Linked DNA regions of Mus musculus: region 1 is linked to region 2. Evidence: chromatin loops called from intact Hi-C (ENCODE). Cell type or tissue: left cerebral cortex. All regions are shown on one strand. Each heading gives the region's core, and the rest is flanking DNA. Links, peaks and the distances in the headings are about the cores only.

Region 1 (10,532 bases), core at 1,676-9,675, 300 kb after region 2:
GATATTTTGAATGTGATGCCAATGCAAGGAATCAAAGGCAAAAGAGCCATTTGTGAGCCATAGGAAAATCTGAGCTGCCTCTCCTCTCTGCCGCTCTTAGCCCCGACCGCTCAGTGCATCTCAGTATTTCTCAAACTCAGTGCATGATCCTAAATACCAAAATCCCGCTTGGGTTTCCTTGCTGGTTCCTGAAGCAGAATGCTCGCCTTTGGACAGGAACTGTCCTTTGCATTTGGCAGCCCTTTTGAAGAGTTCCAACCAAACTGTAAAGTGGCCCGTATCAAAACTGTAAAAGAACTCACTTTTGCATTATGATTTGACTAGAGTGATCCTCGAATCGTTCTTAATCTACTACTTAGGATTTCTAGGCTATAGCTCTGATGAATCAAGTCCATAAAAATGTTGCCTGTTGCTGACTACTAGAATCAATGCCAGACTCAGCAGCTGGAGCCAGTAAGTCCCACACTGGCCACGATTCCCTCAAGGGGTGTGGGAGGAGGGCTCTGAAAACTGCAAGGGGAATATTATTAAGGAAATGATTTCAGAATGACCTTTCATTCATATTTTGAAGCAGGGCCCTCCGTGGGAAGCGTAATCTTCGTACTAAGCTACCGAAACTGAGACATCAAAAGCATTTTCCAAGCTGATAAATCACAGGCCGGCTTATCACTCCTCTGGCCAGGGATGCCTGATGCAGCCCAGCATCTCCATTTGAAGAAATCCAATAGTTCACGTAAACCTTGGTACTCATCGTGCCTCTTCCCTGAGTAAGGAAAAGAGCCCACTTGGCCGCACACTCCAGAGGGACAGATTACTGATTATTTAGTGAGAGACGAGTACAGAGTACAAAGGAATGGCATGCAAATGCTCTTGACATATTCACCTTTGCTTAAAGACAGCGCAACCAGTTGACAGAGGCAGGCCTAATGACATCAGGACCTGTGGAATGTATGACTGCTAGGAAACGGAACACATGCAGCTAGGAAACAGAACAGATCTGACGGGATCTTCTAGGATAAAGACTGTACATCACTGCCGTGAGAGCTGCCAAAAGTGGAGAGGAAGTAGTCTACAATCCTCAGACATGGTTCCACGTAAAGAAACTTTCACACAACACCCCCCCCCCCCCTGGCCGCAAGAAAGATCAGAAGGAAAAAAAAACATAGGAATCAAGATTCTATAATTCTAAGTGGTTTTAGAAGGGTCGTGGTCACGTATACTGTCTTCTATAAATATCTTTATCTCCTATAAATGTCTTAGAAAATATAATTTAATCAAAATTAGGCATGAGTGAATAATTCATTATACTGTACTTGTCCTTTGTGGTCAGAACCTTTAAAACTTACACTTAAATCAAAGTGTTTTCTTTCTTTTAAAGTAAACTAGAACCTAGCCATTTTGCACAGACATCAAAGTAGTCAGAAGTAATAGACGACTCAGTAGTGCAAAGTATTTTACTTATTGCATTTCAAAAAAAAAAGAGTTATCTTTCAAGCCTAAGTTTATTAAGAAGTGTTTATCTCTGCACATCTGTTACCCGTCCCTTCACTACTTAAAGGGAGAAAAACACAAAGCAAAACAGAAGAGAACTCGAAGCTAACAGGAAATTCAGCATAAACATCCTCCTGTTTCCTACACAAATGATCTGGTATCCTCTTTTGCGTGAGGCTGGAAAACAACGGGCAATTCTACATGTAATGTGCATACAGGTAAATTGGGCGCGAGAACTGCTGATCACTGAGTACATTATAGACTGAAAAATGAATTAGGGAGCTGCCTGACCTCTGTTATCTCATAGACAAATGCAGCTGACTGTCCAAATGCAAAAGCAAAAAAAAAAAAATTACTATAGTGGTTCCTTGCAGATTCTACGACACCATTCTCTAACTAGCGAAGACAGACCATATGACTCTAAAATTAGCAGACCTCCTATTTACTTCGGAGCAAAACACAGAAGGCATTTTTTCCCTTCCTGCCAGAATCTATGTGTCTCCTCATTTCCCCGGCAGCTGGCTGCAAGGATGTAAAATCAGAGGTGCAAGCAGCCTTACACTTCCTAATGAGTAAGCCACCCAGGAAAGTAAGCACAACAGCCACCAGCAGGTTCGGCTCTGAGGGAGACAGTGGCAAAGATGCTTACACTGTTGTTTACAATGTTCTCTAACTACTGCAGTCTGGGGCCATGGGAGCCTCAGGGAGGAGACACTCGGGAGGTGGCTCCCAAGCCTCCGGTTCTCCCAACTGCTCTCTCACTGGCTATCGATAAAAGCAACACACGTTTCTGTTCGGGCGAGGAATGTGGCCAGATCATTCCGGAGACCAAGGATTCTGTGGGGGCTATACTTGATTACCGCAAATCTGCGAGAGGCGACTGCTCTAGCAGGTCTAATCAAGGCCAATCTGGGATACGGTGGAGCGCTGCACCAGCAACTCCAAACATTGCACGCATCTCTAGGGGAGAGGGAACCTGCCGCCAGGCTTCCTCGCAACCCCACCGGGGGCCCTCTGGGCCTTCTCAAACCAGCTTTTCCAGCTAAGCAGATCCCAAGCGATTTCTATGAACAAGCTTGACCTAAGTAGCTTCAGCTCTCCTATCCCTGCACAGGTCTGCCCGCCACCCTAAGCGCACAGGATCCTAGACACACAGATACCACGCACGCCGACCACTGGTCAACTACCCTTCCAAACAGTGGGCTGCATTGCTGGATATCCCGCATGCCCAGCAGCCTCCTCTGGGCTAGAACCAGAGGCTGTCCAGTGCTGGTCCTCGCGCTCCACTTGAGCCCAGAGACTGCCCATCTCCCAAGAGAAGCACCCAGGTGCAAGCTCGCCTACCTGTAACCCGCCACCAGGGCCACCACTGCTCTGCCCACCGCACCCCGGCGCCGCGGACGCCCGACCCATTGAACATCCTCTCCACACTGGGTGCTCACTCCTGGCACAGCTCAACCCCGTGACACTCACGAAACTGACCAGCTTTCTCTAGCTAAATCGCTCAACAAAGCCTAGGCACTCAGGTCGAAATCAAACTGCCCGGCTGGAAGATACTCAAGAGAGATTTTTGGAGGCAACCCGATTCCACTTCTCAGGGGCGCGACCTGGGCAATCTCAGCCACCTTGGATGTTCCAAGGCAGGCGTCTAGGGAGGATCAACCAGGCTCACCACCACACATTCGCCATCACCCCGAACTGCGCTCCTCACCCGGTCCCTGTTCGTCCTCCAACCCGTTCCCACGTCCAGTGTTGCTCCAGACTAGCGGAGAAAAGGCGCCCCCTTGGCTGCTTTCTGCCCCTACTAAAGGACGGCATTGGGGTGACAGGGCAGGGAAAATGCGCGGGGTGGGATTCGTTCTTGTCACCCGGCGTGTGCGACTGACAGTGCGCTGGTTCTCTTCTCCTCTATATCTCCCTCTGGCACCTAATCGCCCAGTAGCTGATAAAACCTCGAACCCATGCCAAACCCCAGCGCCCACCAGCCAGGAGGCTCCCTTCCCGCCCCGCATCACGATCAGATGAGTGTGCGCATGAGGGCGAGTGTGCGAAGGCGAATGTGTGAGTGGAAGGGTGAGTGTACGTGAACCCCGCACCCCCTCGGTTGCCAGCCCATCGGATGCCGCCGCCTGCGCCCGACCAGGGCGACCACAATTATGAAGAGTGCAAAGAATAAATTACCTTTCGTAACCGCCGGTCCCTGAGATGGTCCCATCAGTTGCTCAACAACCTGCAACCCGGTGCAGTTTTCCACAATCCATCCATTGAGCCCCGGGGCACACACACACACAAAAAAAGAAGAAATAAAAAAAGAAGAAGAAAGAAAAAGAAAACAGAAAAAAGATGGACCTGTCCCACTGTAGACACCCCAGTCACACCAAGCAACGACTGATCAAACCGCAGAGACGACAGGAGGGTGGAGACCCCAGTCAAAGAAACAACAAAAAGTGTCTCTTTTCCTTTCTTCTTCTACACAGCCATGGAGAAAGGGGAAGCCGGGAAAGCCAATGCTAGTCTTCCTTTACGTTTCCTCGCTTCACACGCCCCAGGGGGGCAAAAGCGGAGCAAAGAGAAGGAGGGTTCAAATGTCTCTCTCAGGGCACAGTTGCACAACTTCGGAGTCAGGCTGTGTCTCTCGCTGCAGCCGGTGGACCCAAGCGGGAGCTATTAACATGCGGCAGTCATAACCAGAGCTGCTTTCCCTCCTCCTGCAGCCGCCGCCGCCGCCGCCGCCGCAAGAAAAGCAGCTGCTGAGGAGACCAAAAATCTTCCACCATCCCCCCCCCCGCAGCCGATCTTTATATCCAGTTCTCCCACCCCACCCCCCTTCTCTTTCTTTTTCTTCTTCTTCCTCGTCCTCCCCTTTCCGCCTCCGAGCGAGAGGGAGGGGATAGGTAGGGGCAGCGGCGAGGACCAGTAGTGGCTTCTCCGCCCAGTCCTCCTCGCCGTCCTCCTCCTGCTGCCCCCGAGGTGCTCCGGCAGCAGAGGGTCCGCTCTGCCGCCCGCAACCCGCTCCGAGAGCCCAGGCGCGAGCCGCGCAAACTCCTTGCCGGGTGCACGGCGTGGACGCGCGGGCAGAGCGGGCGCCGGGTCGCCGAGGGTTGCGTGCCTGCCGCGGGGGGCGAGCCCCGAGCTCCGGTGGTCGCCTATCAGCTCGCCGGCCAGGCCGGGTAGCTTCGGGCATGCGGGAGCTTCATCGCCCGGCCCGGGGTCTGAGCCGATGCCGTCACCGCCAACCTCCTCCTCGGCCGCCGGCTTCGGTCCTCTTTTTTTTTTTTTTTTAATTTTATTTAATTTTATTTTTTTCTCTTCTGGACTCCCCACCGGAGCCACTGAGGCTCGGGGCGCCCTCCAGACACGCACACGCTCTTCCCCTCGCGCGCACACACAGGGGCGAGCTCCTGCCCCAGCACACCGTGCAGCCCGCGCGCGCACACCCGGAGGGAGAAGACTGAGGCCAACGAAATAAATAAATAAATAAAAGAGAGAGCGAGAAGAAAGAAAGGGGAGGGGGGGGGGCGAGTCACAGGCGGTGGCGGCGGCAGCAGCAGCAGTAGCAGCTGCGGGAGCGGAGGCAGCGCGCAGTCCGCGAGATGCCAGCAGCGGCGGCGGCGGCAGCGGTGGCGGCGTCGCCCTCCTGGCCCGGCCGTGCCATCTGCATCCCCGCTCCTGGGAACTGGAGCGAGCGCTGCGGGCCGAGCGGGCGGAGGGGGCGGTCGCGCCCGCAGACAGGCAGCGTGAGCGCAGCGGCCAACGCAGCCGAGGCCCGAGTGAGCCTCTGGCGGGGTGACGGGGCGAGAGAGCTCCCAGGACCAGGGAGGGGGGCTCCAAGGCCGGGAAAGGGGCGGCCGGCAAAACCCGGATCTGGAGTCCGCGAGGGCTCCGCGGGCGCGGGCTCCACCTAGCCGCTCCGCAGAATCTTGGAGGTGGGAACCGTGGGGCGGCTAAGGGAGGCTTCCCTTGCAGGGTTTGTCAGACAAAGGGTATCTCTCTCCTGGATAGGAGCATCTCTCTCTCTCTCTCTCTCTCTCTCTCTCTCTCTCTCTCTCTCTCTCTCTCTCTCTCTCTCTCTCTCTTCTCTGCTCTCCATTTCCACTCATCTCTAGCCCCCCCCCCTCTCTCCACTCAATCTCTTCACTCTCCCTTCCTCCCTCCCGTTCTCCTCCTCCCCCACTCTTCTGCTCTAGGTGAATGAGGTACCAGGCTGGGAGTTCTGCCAGTGTCTTTTTTTTTTTTTTCAGGTGCAGATTACTCCACGTGTTCTTTATGCGGGTGCTGACTTCTAAAGCATTGCCTGCTTTGAGTCCATTTTATGTTTCTTGAAACTTACCTCAATGTACAAGTTCATTGCAAAATTGAAAGCACACCTTTCTACGAAAAGATAGGACCTAGAGACTCAATGATTTTGATTTCACTACAATAAAAATTACCATGAAGGATATAGAAAACTGTCTTGGTTCTATCTCCATGCCTTCTGCTGTGATAAAGTTTGCCCACGTGACCTTCATCAACTAATTGTACCTCTTTGGGATGCTTTTGTAAATGAAATTGTTAAAAAATGTCTTTCTTTCTTCCTTCCTTCCTCCCCCCCTCCCCCCCCCCGCTTCTCTCCTATAACATTTTATCGCTTCAAGGACTGTGGATGTAGTTTCTATATAAGCATAGTCTAGTGACTAGGATTTATTGTATGAAACCAACAGGTACATCACATTCCTATTCAGGTCTCCCAAGTTGAATGAGGCTGTATAGTGAGGCAGTATAGTGTCATAATGATCTCCTGGCCTGTGGGAATTTGCAAGTTGGAAACTACAACCCCAGCAGATCTGTAAAGCTAACCATCATCGTAATTATCTGATCATCCCTGACACAAGAATGAATTTCTTTCATTCTTCAAAGCTCAACTCACATGCCAGATTTTCTTTTTTTTCTTTTTATTTTTTTATTACGTATTTTCCTCAATTACATTTCCAATGCTATCCCAAAAGTCCCCCCTACCCTCCCCCCCCACCAGATTTTCTAAAGAACCCCTTTCTTAGCTATCCCAAGGTGAGAAAAAGCCTTTGTAACATATGGTATATGCTACACACACCATAGCCATTATCTTCTCTGCTACAGTTTGGATCCTAAGTATCCACCAAAGGACTTTATGTTAAAGGCTGGTCTCCAGCTACTGATGATTTTGTGGGGTAGTAGAATTTTTAAGAGGTTGGCTTGCTCTAAGGATGTTAGAACCTTGAAGATGGAACCTTGTAGAGGATCCAGGGACCTTCCCACCAAGTACCCTGTATCCCAGTCACGGAGGTGAACAGCTTTGTTTTGTTATACAATCAGAGGTATTGTTTTGTATCGTAAATATCAAAACAACAAAGACAATTAGGCTTAGACTGAGGCCTCCAAAACTGTAAGCCAAAATGAACGTTCCCTCCCATGAGGTTACTTTTATAGGCATGCTGTCATGGGGAACGAAAATGTGACTAAGCAGCTAACTAGCTCACACAGCACTGTGATGGTACCTCTACCACAATGCCTATGTTGTCCTGCTTATTTTGGTCTCTTTTCAAATAATTAGCTGCATGTCACTATATCTTCTCAGATTATAAGAGCTCTCTTAAAGGTAAGTTCCAAGCTATATTGGGAAAGAATATACTATATATTATATGCTCTTTGTGTATCTAGTAATTCATTTGGGAGTGGGGGAAATAGAAAGTCAAAGAGATTTAATGGCTGAGTTCTGACCAAGTAGATTTTCATAGGCTCAAGTATGGCTGCTTTTATTCCCTTAATACAGGACATTTATAAGCGCCCTTGGATACGTAAATACAAATTGACATCTGGACTCACTTGTGACTTAAACAAGGGCTTCACCAAGACTAGACTAGCAAACTGTGACAAGAGACTCTTAGTTGTAAAGGAAGCAAGATGGAAACAACTCAGTTCCTATTTACCATATGCTTAGTGAATTTATTTAGAAAAATAATAGAATATTTTTAAGTGTATAAGGTATGAAGTAAATCAAAGATATTACATACTATTAGTGATGGCAGCAGGAAGACAAATATAAATAATTTATAGCTATAGCTAAGGAGTCTATAAGTAAAAATGTTACTTATAGACTCCTTAGCTAGCCAATGTGGACATGGACCAAAAATAAAGAATTTCAAAGATCCTACTTAGTGATGGGGGAAAAGGTAATAAAAACAGCTTATTTTTTTTTAAACACAGTGCAAGTAGGAGTATTGATTGCATGTGTAGTTTAGCTGTGTGTCAAATTACACTGTTTCCAGAAGTTATCCATATTTTAAACTCAACCTCTGTATTTTCAAGTCACTTTTGATATGATGAGCATAGTCTTCTACGTTTGATTAAACCTCTCTCTCCAGGTAGTAAATCTGTGATTCTTGCTGATATATTCTCAGGTGAGTCCTCTATGAGAGCAAAGTAAGTTCTGTGCATTTTCATCTACCCAATTATACTGGACTTCTTCATGTTAGAGAAAAGACAAAAGCAGATTACTTAAAGCACAGACCCTCGATACAAAGTAGCTCCAGGAATACTTGGATGGTGTTTTGGGGTTGTTTACTCCAGGATACTAGAAAGAGTTGGCACACCTGATATTTAATCTGAGGCAAATCAATAGTAACCAGATGGAAAGAAATTCAAATTTTAAAACCGAGAATACTAATTAATTGGGAAAAGAAAACATTAAAACATAATAACTTTTAAACTTTCCTGACCCAAGGATTCTTTGCAAATCAGTAAGTACAATAAAGTGTTGAACATCATTCATGAGATTCCAATCTCATTTAAAACACTGAAAAATTGGGTGTGCAGAATAGATAGAAATAGTAGATAAACATTAGTAAATAGCTTCTGCCAACAAAAATGCAACTTACAAAAATGTACACCATGAAGAAATTGTGTGACAAAATTTCTTGGGGAGACAAAACACACACACACACACACACACACACACACACACACATCTACTCACCTAAAAAAGGGAGCCCACTGATAGAATAAAGTAAGAACTGCAACAGTACCCACTTTGGTGACTCCATGAGGTTTTATCTAAGGTTTCTGACAGGAGTATGCACAAGAGTTTACTTAGGGAAGGAGCTGGGGTGAGTCCAAAGCAACTGTATCACTGGAAAGCCTACCGGACATGGAAACCTGGAGCTCTCTAAGCAGTTTGCAGGCATTTTTTTTTTAAATATGGGGGGGATTTAGAATTTTCTTCATTTACATTTCAAATGCTATCCCCTTTCCTAGTTTCCTCTCTGAAAATCCCCATTATCTTCCCCCACCCCTGCCCTGTTCCCCAAATCACCCACTCCTACTTCCTGGCCCTGGCATTCCCCTGTACTGGGGCATATAATCTACACAAGACCAAGGGCCTCTCCTCCCATTGATGGCTGACTAGGCCATCCTCTGCTACATATGCATCTAGAGACAAGAGCTCTGGGGGTACTGGTTAGTTCATATTGTTGTTCCACCTATAGGGTTGCAGACCCCTTTAGCTCCTTGGGTACTTTCTCTAGCTCCTTCATTGGGGGCTCAGTATTCCATCCAATAGATGACTGTGAGCATCCACTTCTGTATTTGCCAGGCACTGGCATGGCCTCACAAGACATCAGCTTGCAGGCTTATACAGAGCATCTCTCTCTTTCTCTCTCTCTCTCTCTCTCTCTCTCTCTCTCTCTCTCTCTCTCTCTCTCTCTCTCTCTCTCTCTCTCTCTCTCTCCCTTGTCTGGTCTGGACAGGCTCCACCCTCAGCTGTTTTTACTCTTGGTAGGGGTCCTCAAACACCTAAGAAACTTCCAAGTTTTTGTTTTGACACATATGAGCTTGTGTTTATCTCCGGTTCAGCCACGTTCAGTTTTCAACCTCAGTTGAAGATCCTCCTCTCTCACTGGAACAAATGTTTCAATTTGGAGAGGAAGTTGCCATTTGGAGGAGAATGTGAAACAATGGAGGTTTAGCATGTTCCAGTTTTGCTCATTAAAAAAAACATCAAAACAACAAAGGCAACACCAACGACAATAAAACCTTACAATAGCAGCAGTGTCTCAGAACCTTCAGTCTTGGTTCCCAGGGACAGTTCCAGAGAGTAGGTCTACAGTGTAGATGCAGAGAAGGAAGGAAGGAAGGAAGGAAGGAAGGAAGGAAGGAGGGAGGGAGGCAGGGAGGGAGGGGACACCTGGCCTTAAAAACTTTTCCCTGAAACTGAACATTTCTTGTCCTGTTCATTATATCCTCAGATGGGAAATGCAGAGTGTTCCAGGCTATCCCCTGTCCAGCTGAAAGTCAGGACCCTTTCAGTCCTTAGCTCTTTCTCAGCCCATGAGTTAATATCTTTCACCACCCTTGGGTAGACTTAACACCTTTTAATCTTCTAGTAGCCAAGAAAAGAGATAATGCAGTCAGGAGATGATACCTCCTTCATGTAAAATGACCTTCTTCTTCCAAAGTATGTAAGCACTTACAGGGTTTCAAATTATTGAGCTTTCCCCATCAGGGACAGTCCTCTAATATCCAATCAAGAATCTGCAGACAGCTACATTTTAAATGCTGTGAGGCCTAAACACACTGACAAATCAAGGTAATCAGAGTGGAATCACATCTGCAGAGCTGCCAGACTGCTAGCATGCAGTGAATGATGAGAAGTCTAAGGATTTGGGGTGCACAAGAATAAAGACTTAGCTGTAGATCATGCCATGGGGCTTATCAGAACATGTTTTATTGCCATGTGAGAGAAATGAACTAATCTAGGGAGGTATCCAATGATCACCTTTTAGAAGTTTTCTTACAGTAGGACCTTTTTGGTTTTGTTTTGTTTTTTTAACTTTAAATGAAATTTTATTGCACATAAGTGACAAAATTGGAGACTCCTTTCACCATAAAAATGTACACAGTTCTTCCTCCTTTCCACAGAAAGACTCCTTTTGAACAACTCATCTGGTAACAACATGGACTATGACAGAACATTAAAAATGTGTCAGTGATTTAAGGTGGAGGCAGAGCACTGGTATATGACTCTTGCA
Region 2 (10,532 bases), core at 785-8,784:
ATAGTTCACACTTACTTAAATCCACCACTCTTCAGATTCACCTTAGATGGCAGCAATAGACCAAGTTTTAACTTTCATCTTAAAAAAATATATATTGCACATACTATGCTTGAGGTATTGGAGAACTTCGAAGGAGTTACATGCTTCAGGTAAAATATACAGGCAATTTGTGCTGCTCAGAACTACTCCACGCTTTAATCATCCAAGTAACAGGTACAATTAAAGGCCTGGCAATCCTCTGTAATCTTACATGTAGAAAAAATCCTTAACTCCCATGCTAGTAATAACCCTTGCTAAAAACCCACCAGCATTAGTGGGTAGAAACTGTAATGAGACGCTTATGCTGTCCCTGGGGCACATTCACATCTGAAGAAGAGCCTCTTCCTGACAAGTAAGGTGATACCTATACTGGACTCTGCACCTCCTTCTATCCCACTTCTAAGTTCAACACATGGCTGTAAAAAAGAAAAAAAAAATCTAGGTGCCCTTTGAAGCAAGGTGCTCTTTGGATACTTGGGAGCCATGCTTCACATTTTTGGTGTCTTTTTTTCTCTTCTTTTCTTTTCTTTTTTTCTTCTCTGAATTTTTAAAGAGATCAGGTACTTTTTCGAGGTCTTGATGAAAAAATACTAACATGTGGCATGAACAAGTTTGGTTCTTAGGAACCTTATCTTTTAGCATCTGCCCTTCTACATATGCATTTGAGACTACGGTTTCTGACACTTGTATATAACATTTCAAGATGGCTACCAGATAATGTTGCTTCTAGAGGAGGCGATAAACAAAAGTGCAGCATGCTTATTTTTTTTTTTGTAACCTTCACAGAAACATGACTTTCATTCTAATTATTAAAGCATGACAAATCAGATAAGGAGTCATTGGTTTAAAATGGTGTGTCTGCGGTTTTCAAGTTTGAATTGCTGAAGTCATGAATGATATTTAGTATTCATTATGAGCCACTGATTTCTTGCTTTATCTCTGTCACTTAGGTAGATTCTTAGGTAGATGCTTTCCCCACTTAAGAATTTCCCTTCTGCCTTCCTAGTAGATCATATCTAGACACTTGGATAGAGGAGATCTGAAAATTATTAGTATGTAGCATAGTGGATTGGTGAAGTTATTCATGTCATATCTGTGTCCAGCCTGTCAATCAAAGGATGCCTTTCTAATACAGTTTCATGATGCTGTTTGCATGTAGACAGAAACCAGAAAAAATAAAGAAAATTAAAAGTATTAAAAAATAAAATGCTTTTGAAGACAGCGTTGGCATTTTTATATTATATGGAAAATTTATAATTGAAATAAGCACTAGAGTGAACTATGGTGTACAATTCTGTAATGCTAGCAATTGAGAGGAGGAATCAGGAAGGCTGTGAGTTCATAACCAGATAAGAGTACATGGAAAGGGCCATTTCCAAAATAATAAAGAAGAGGGGAATGAAAAAGAAAGAAAGAATGGACACTGGGAATGATGGACAGAAAATATGAGCACTCGTTGTAATACATGTTCATAAATCCACACTGACTTGTAAAATACATGCAAGTGCACATGGAACAGTTTGTAGTACACATGTAGGAATATATGTGTATACACAAATGCATATATGCATGTAACAACAATTAGTAAAAAACTGACATGAGTTTGAAAGAGAACAAGAAAGTGTGTCTGGGAGGCTATGCCGTGAGGGAAGGAGAGGAGGAAATGATATAATTATAACATGATTTCAAATATTTTTAATCAATATAAAAATATTTTAATCAAACCAAATATTTGAAAACATGTCCATGAAGTGTGATCATTTCTGCTCTCTTTTCTTCTCAGTATAGCCAATGACTTAGTTGCTTCTTCTAAACAAATTTAGATCATCACTGTGAGCTTGATGCAGCCTGAGTCAAACAGTAGGCTGTGCAGTAATCGTTATGATGCTTCTGAGTCCGAAGGCAGCAAGAAACGAGAGACTACCAGGGCTCAAAGTGAATCAGCTTTCCCAAACTAAGGGTACCTTATGCAAATCACTTGATTCTAAGTTTCTAGGCTGTACTTTACAGTGTCATTTTATTAGTTATTGGAGGAAGAGCCATACAGAATTTACACTGTATGCTAATAAAGCTAATTTGGCAACCTGTATGCTCTTAGTCCTTTGTCCCAGTCTCCTGGAAGCATCTTATATGAACTCTCTACCCCTCTAAGCCCGTTCCTCAAACTATGGGCTTATGGGAAATCTCCGTACTCTTCAAGCTTCTCGGTGCATACTGGTTCCTAACTTCAGTTTCCACACAGATCCTCCAGGTGTTCACTACATATCTGAACGCATCATCAAAAGTCCTCATATTTTCTCCTGCTTTCTTACAAAAGTTCCTTCCATCCTGTATTAATTTGATAAGGTTCAAGGAAAAAACAACAAAAAAAAAAGAAAAGAAAAGAAAAGAAAAAATAAACTGCTCTCTCCCCCAACTAAACTAGGTTTCTGATTATAAATTCTACTATTTCCATCACGTGCTGGCTCAACCTCAGAACACTGTTTTCATTGTTTCTATTCTAGTTGAGCTCAAAGGTCTACGGAATGAAGCAAGGAAGTATGAACATGGCATAAAAGTGCCTCAGAAAGAAGGCTGTAAGAAACCATTGTGAGATCTTGGCTTGAATTTCCCCTCAGTTGATCATGTGACAGCATCATTGCATCTGTAGAGTGATGAGTTTGGTCGGTTTTTTTTTTTTTTTTTTTTTTTTTCCTTTACAATTGCACAAAGTAGTGCTATTTTTAACATTTAGTGAGTTGTTAAGAATATTCACTAAACTAGGAAAACCATATACATTGAAGATGGAAAAGCAGTGGCTTCTTGATTCTGAATTTTCCTGTCTCCCTTCCCTCCAGGGAATTTCGTTTCATTTCTTTTTGTGAAAACAAAGGATTAGTTAGTTAGTTTGTTTGTTTGTTTTGTCTTCTCTTGTAAACCTGAAAGATACTTGTTCCAGCAGCACCTTAGTATCACCCATGTGAAAGGCTAACATTTCCTCATGTTCTTCCAAGGGTGTATGTAATTGCTGCATAATTTCTCTACAGGCCTCACAGTAATATCTACAAGTAGTCACAAAAGCTCCAACTTAGCCACCTGACTATGGATGCCCTGAGTGGAAATGACTTTGGACATGGACAAATCTGTTTTCATTCTATATTCTTAAAGAAAACAGTTCAGTGATGACGACATGTCCTCCGTTGTAAGATGAAGTAACTCTTAGAGTAATCTGGAGTGAGTATATGCCCGTCGAACACACTGGATTCTCTCTCAAGATGAATCATTCCATACAGTATAGATATACTCTGTGTTGGGAAATGAACTCTTTGTCTTTCAGACTCGTTTCCTGACACTTCTCAACAACCTAGATTTTTGACAGGGAAATGAAACAAAATAAGTTGCAAAAGCTGTGTACGACAGGACTGTAGTGGCAGGTCACATGCTTCTCTGTAGACAAAGCTAAAGGCAACATTATTTTGTGGTGCTGGAAGCTAACTTTTAGAAACTATTTTTAAAATTCGCTTTTGATTATAAAGCGAATTTTATTGCAATGCAATAAGGTATGTAAATAGGAGAGAGTTATGCGTTCTTATATTGACTGTCTAAATTGTAATGCTACAATACAAACTTCAAACCCTTGTGAAGAGGCGTAAGTAGGCAAATTCTGTTAATAATTTCATTTATAAATTTGGCTTTTCCCCAAAAGACAGATTTATTTTCATTCAAATTAAATGAAAAATGCTTATTACGTATCTTACTCATTAAAGGAATGGCATCTAACTGTAAATGTTTCTTTTCCAACTAAAAACACCTGCTCTTTGCAAACAAAACACAAACAGATTGTAATTTGTGGTTAAGATAAAAAAAAAACTCAAACTTTGGAATGTTTTTTCCTCTAGAATCCTGACTCCTTTCATCTACTACCTTCTCTAGGAATATTAATTTTTAATGCTATGAAAGCTATGTGTTCTGAATGCTATAAAAAAAACCAACCGTTTCTCCAAAATTCTGGGCAGCTGTGGTCTGGGGTACTCTTCTTCAATCATACCACCATTTAGCTTTGGGATGTGGGCAGAATGAGCAGAAACGATGTGCATATTAATAGACACAGACTTGTTAGTCAGTTCTGCTTCCCTTTTTGTTAAGTTGATCGAGACTGGCATCTCAGAATAGTTGAGAAGAATACAATTGTCCCTGTCCCTCTTATTTTTTTTCACCAGGGTAGCAAGAGAGTTTGACCACCTGCATCTCACTCACCCCCATTGTCATCACAAACACAAAACAAGTGTCTAAATGTCAGTTAACAACAGGACACATATGCTAACAGGTGCAAATGTCATACTGATCGCTTAAATCATGTTGGGGCATATATATATACATAAATATATATATATTCACCACAAGGCTCCCAACAACAATCCATAGCCTATACAACAGAGCTATCACTGTGATTTCAAGTACCAGCTCTTGTGAAGGATCTAAAGTGCCTCTTTCAAGCTAGTGTATATGGTTCCTGGAGGGACAGTTGCATATCAGCTTCGAACTTTACCTACACTATAAAAGCATTTACTCTTAAGTTTTTCATGGTTTAACCAATTTCACTCTTAGAAGTAGGGGGAAAGGGGGAGAAAAGAGATGACTGTTGAAAAACACCATTGTTGACTTTTAAGGGGAGCTACAGTAAAGAGTACTCTTGATCTAATTCGGGTAATATTTATAACTACTATTTCTGTGGTGCCTCTAACAGCTCGGAGAGAATTGGCAATGTGTGAAAGCAGACTGCGTGTTCTTTTTATAAGTACGGGAGTTGGTTTTTTTATTTTTTCCCACCTACATGATTTAATCATATCTGGATCATTTTTCCTCCTGTCATCTGTTATTCTCTGATGCAACAACAAAATCAATCTGTTTTAAAGTCATCTAAGTCCAAGAGAATGAAACACTGCTGAATACCATTGTAATGTTTTCATATTGTTTCCCTTTTATTTGACCAATTCAATGATCTCTCAAATTCAGTTGATTGAATTCAGTCCTATTAACTTCATATATGGCTAATGCTATCAAAATGAGACTATAGCTGCTACTTACTGTTCAATGTCTTCAAAATAGGAAGAAGAGTGAAGACAGGAACTTTTATTGGGCCACAGTCTAATTAAAAGATACAGCTTTGTAATCTGAATAGCTTTTCCACACTCTTTAGGATTGTTCCAAATGCTGATCTAAGCTTTAGATGTTCATTAGTAACTCATTAAAGACTTAGCTACAGTCCAGTGGGTGAGTCTTGAATATGAGGGGCTGAATGTGTGTGCAAATGTGTAGACACATAATTAAGAGAAATTGTCACATTCAGGGATTAGGAATATACAATGTGGTCTTTGAAAAATGCTGTTGAAAGCAAGTGACCCCAGGATGGTGGTGTATTTTAAATTTTGCTTACTTTCCAAGTCATTTGTTTTTCCTTCTAATTCCTAAAGGTATTTTTTAATGAGCTCGTTCTCTCAGGATTAAATGCATAAGGTTGTGTGTCAGACCATTTCTATACATCATTTTATTTCATCCTCAGACTCTAACAGTGTTGTCCTAATTAACCCTTTAACAAATAACAGCACTGTGATTCAAGCTGGTTCAGAAAATGTATCTTAGACACAGTGGAAGCTGAACCAGAGTCTAAAGCTTGAGAGCTTCAGATACCACTCAACAGAACGCTGAACATTGCAACATGAAACCAGCTTGGATTAGTCAATATAAAAGCTTTATTCTGAGGCTTCATGCAAGCTGCATTTTGTAATAGGCTGATATCCTTCATGGTTCCATAATGGAAGGGAGCTAGTCACAGCCAGCCTGTTAGCCATATGTTATCTTTAGCTCTCTCTTTTCTTCCCAAGTAATGGATTTCCTATATGGTAAACACAACAGGCTGAAATCACAAGAGTGCACTGTGCTGCCTTCCACACTGAGGTTCAAATCTCAGTTTTTCTGCTGGATTCCCTCTCTTTGCTTGCTTGTACATCGACAGGTGCAAGGTGGCACAAAAAGACACTAATATACAAGATGTTGCTTTGGTGAGGAAACATAAAACTATGAATTTGCATAACTTTCTTGAGATAAGCTGAAAGATTTCAACAGGTATGATCAGCTGCAGGATCATATGTTAAAGGGTTTACATTCATGGGGCTGTTGGTGCTATATCTTGCTTTCTCTGCTTCTAGCTCCTTGTGTGTCTATGTTCGCTCAGTTTCTCTGTCTTTTTTTCGCTCTGCCATGATATCCTGTCTCACTTGTACCCAAAGCAAATGGATCAAACCAAATTTGAATTGATTCCTCTGAGCTAAAAATAAATCCTTTGTCCTGTATAGTTTATGTCTCAAATAGTAGTCACAGCCCCAGAAACGTGAAGGAATTCAATAGGTTACAAGACATGGTAGAGGGAAAAAAAGTCTATGGAAATAAAATTGTTAACTTAATAGCTATAATTCAACAGTGAAAGAGGTATGGGATGAGGAACAGTCAGAGGGTAGACCTGGAGGGGGATAAAGACTGGACTGTAAAAAAAAAAGATAAAAGAATAAATAAAAAATAAAATTATGGGTAATTAAAATCCTAATTAACAAACGGCAAGATTTTGAAAATCAAGAAGGAAAATCATTTAGTCTCTGGCAAAAGAAGAAACTTCGGGGGACATGGAGATAAACACTCAGTGTCATTTAGCATTTTCCTAGGAAGGAGGAAATGGAAAGCATGTAACAATAAATGTACTATCTCACAGGAGAAGGTTCCTCAGAATAAAACTTCAATTACTGCCGATTTAAAATTTGTCATCACAAGAGTATCCTTAAATGATGAATCTTGTTATGCATCAACCACATAAGTAAAATTGGAGGAGAAAAAAATATGAAGAATTCAAACTACATTAAAAGTGTTATGACTCAATTAGTTCTATCTGAGCAAAAAATCTCAGTATAGTCAATCTAAAAAACACACTAAACTTGTGTCTTGCATAATACAAATACCATGTGCTCTCTTATTTAAATTATGTCTATTAAACACTTATAACTTAATGCTAGAAAAAAACCAGCTTATCATTAAGAAATCAATAACTATTTTTTGCAACAAGCATATGAGAAACAGTTGCATATCATAATGGCTGTGACTTCCCCAGATGCGTTAACTAAGAATTGTGCAAAACCTACAGACAGGAAAACCCATATTAACCCTGAAAACATAGACCTGTTATCATCCTTTGTTAAGGAGTACTATGGTCCTTCAAAATGCTAGACAGAAGTATCAGATGGCTCATTATTTCCATTCTTACATAGATGCCAGAGAGAAATGAAAAGACACCCAAACCAAGCACGCTACAGGCAGCATGATAGTAAGCAGCCAAGGAAGGGAAAGAATTTACATCCCCACCAGCTGACATGTACACTGTAATGTATGCCTCCAGTGGATTGTTATTATGAAATAAAATAATTAAGTAATTACACATGTTAAATATGAGTAACTTGGAAGGGGCCAAGGGGGAAAGCAATCACAAAAGACATGAATTATCATGAGCAATTTATATGAAGAGTCTGAGAAAGATTAACCCATTGGGAGAGAAAATAGATATTCTGGCTTCCAAGAGTCAAAAATTAAGAGTCACAGGGATGACTTTATCAGGCAAGGTCTTCTTTTTGAAGTACTTATGATAACAAGAAAAAAAATCAACTGTGACAACTGAGCTATCATTTAAATATGAATACTGAACATTAAGTTAGTTCTACAGTATATGAAATATACTCAATAAAAACATATAGCATCATGTTATGTGTTTTTGAAAGAGATTATGATATTAACTATGTTGGAGTTTTAAAAAGTACATTCTTTTTCATGAACTGATGTCTTACTCCTTTAGCATAAAAGCACTCACTGATGAGTGGATATCAGCCCAGAAGCTTGGAGTACCCAAGATACAATTTGCAAACCATATGAAACTCAAGAAGAAGGAAGAGCAAAGTGTGGATACTTGGATCCTTCTTAGAAGGAGGAACAAAATACCCATGGAAGGAGTTACAGAGACAGTGCAGAGCAGAGACTGAAGGAATGATAATCCAGAGACTGCCCCACCTAGGGATCCATCCCATAAACAACCACCAAACCTAGACACTATTGTGGATGCCAACAAGTGCTTGCTGATAGGAGCCTGATATAGCTGTCTCCTGAGAGGCTCTGCTAGTGCCTGACAAATACAGAAGTGAATGCTCTCAGCCAACCATTGGACTGAGCACAGTTTACCCAACAAAGGAGCTAGAGAAAGTACCCAAGAAGCTGAAGGGGTTTGCAGCTCCATAGGAGGAACAACAATATGAACTAACCAGTACCCCCAGAGCACCCTGGAACTAAACCCATGGCTCTATCTGTATATGTAGCAGGAGAGGGCCTAGTTGGTCATCACTGGGAGGAGAGGCGCTTTGTCCTGTGAAGGTTCTATATCCCAGTATAAGGGACTGCCAGGGCCAGGAAGCAGGAGTGGGTATGTTGGTGAGCATGGGGAAGGGCAAGAGGATAGGGGGTTTTTGAAGGGAAACCAGGAAAGGGGATAACATTTGAAATATAAATAAAGATAATAACTAATGAAAAATTTTTAAAAATTATAACTATGACTCTGAGACTGAAAATTTCTTTCATAGAAATGGGAGTAGTAGTTAGGACCCACTAACTCTAAGCATATCCATTCTGACTGGCCATCAGATCCCTTCCTTACAAGACTTCTCCTCTCTGCCACTGGACTGTTTCAACAAGCACTTCCACAACACTGCTTTGGAACTGTTGTGTCACCCAATGGGGTCTTTCCATAATAGTGAGTAGTTTTTACCCTCAAGACCCTCCAGAAAATTCTTGGAATGCTTAAAAGGAGGGAAATGGCTCAGGCAGCAGACAAGATACTATTGTGGGCATGGAAACCTGAGCAGATTCTCACAATCCAAGAGGTGATGATTGTGCTGGTCTGCATTTTTATCTTAGCTCTATGCAGATGGAGACACATGGGACTTTGAGGTGTCAGCTCAGCCCACATGGCAAGCCCCTTGGCAGTTAGAGACCCTATCTAAAAATGGAGTAAATACAACAAGCAAATACACTACAGCAGAGGCAACCACTCACACTTGAAGACACCCACATGTGAGGGCATTCTTTAAAAGAATTCTTTAGTTAGGGGTGCAGTACATCCACAGCCGGATTCAACCAACGCGTTTGTTTTATTTTTGGTTTTGTTTTAATGGGAATAAAGTGAGATAACTCAAAGATACCTTATTTTAGGAAATTTATATTAAATAACTAAGAAAAACATTGTGCCTGTAGTTCTCAATTTGAACCTCATTTGATCAGTCTCTTCTTAGGTATGCAATTTTCTAGGTGCCTATTCATAACTTTATGAGTCAAAGTTAATCTGTAGCTCAGTTTTATGGGTCTGAGGTTTACAACTTATAAACCTGCTGACTCTGAAGATTCTATTTTAACTACTCCATATTCTGCCTATAAAGATACTTTGTGTACAGTCTGGCAAATACATTACTATTTGTCTTTTGTGTTTATTAATTTATTCTTTCTTTAAAAGTTTACACATCTAACATAATTTGTGCTGTGTTTATAACCAAATATGCTCATATAAGACTTTATATAAAATTAAGCTTACATAATCTATTATATGAAAAAAATCTAAGTACATTGATTGGAAATATTTAATGATTTTGACAACCTCAAGCTTTTCTTCACATGTCTCCAAAAGAATTCAAGAATTTTTTTCATTTGGGTTACTGAATTTTACTATCCTGAAAGTTCTTCAATAACAAGTTGTTTTTTTCCCTGTATACATATGCATGTGTGTATATGTTTTATAAAAATAGTAAGGACTCCCATTAATTCTGAAGAAAACTTACTATACTCCTCTTCTTCCTCTTCCTCCTCCTCCTCCCATCATCATCACCACCACCATCATCATCATCACTATCACTTATTTGCTATATGGTCTCATGGGGACTGGGTGGTCTTAAGTTTACTAGATAGCTGTGGGTTATCTTGAACTTCTGATTGCTCTGTCCAACTTTTGGACTGCCAAGATTACAGGCATGCTCTACCAACTCCATGTATTACGTGATCTTAGCACTGAACCCAGGGCCTTGTGCATACTAGGAAGCACTGTACCCTCTAAGCTACCTCCTAGCCCCCAGTGTACTATAGTGACTACTTTCTGAATACTTAATTATACTGCAGAAAATAATATTGTAATGAATATATATATTTTGTACTCCTTATGCTTTATCGTTATTATAACAGGCCAAATTTGTGAACTGTTCAACACAAATTGTAGTGACCAGAGCAAAACTGTAGTTTTCATGTACTACAATTTTTCTAAGGCATTCATTAGCCCATAAAATAGTAACTATTTAAGTTTTCAATTTGTATCTAATATAAGGTATACACACTACTATGTATCTTTATAATGTGAGTTATAATAGTAACATGGCTATGTTCTT

Evidence for each region. Hi-C counts contacts between places; a loop is a spot of excess contacts. Peaks named below come from ENCODE experiments on the same cell type or tissue, not always from the same donor. Only the 100,000 strongest peaks of a DNase experiment are listed, where the experiment ranks them.
Region 1: it touches region 2 in a loop (4-fold over the local background); 2 of 42 quality-filtered maps call a loop at or near these places.

What each region holds. Positions count from the first base shown.
Region 1 is chr5:81,014,486-81,025,017 of GRCm38, reverse strand. Adgrl3 (adhesion G protein-coupled receptor L3) reads right to left here and starts at 4,266. Exons shown (of 27, transcript NM_001359828.1): 1 at 3,673-4,266. In left cerebral cortex, for the core only: no CTCF peak of the experiment used is centred there; DNase peaks (open chromatin) are centred at 3,512, 4,238, 5,263, 5,678 and 3 more places; H3K4me3 peaks cover 3,868 bases; H3K27ac peaks cover 3,833 bases.
Region 2 is chr5:81,316,540-81,327,071 of GRCm38, reverse strand. All of the region lies in intron 4 of Adgrl3 (adhesion G protein-coupled receptor L3), which reads right to left. Among named protein-coding and RNA genes, the nearest start is that of Adgrl3, 300 kb to the right of the region's middle. In left cerebral cortex, for the core only: no CTCF peak of the experiment used is centred there; a DNase peak (open chromatin) is centred at 4,777.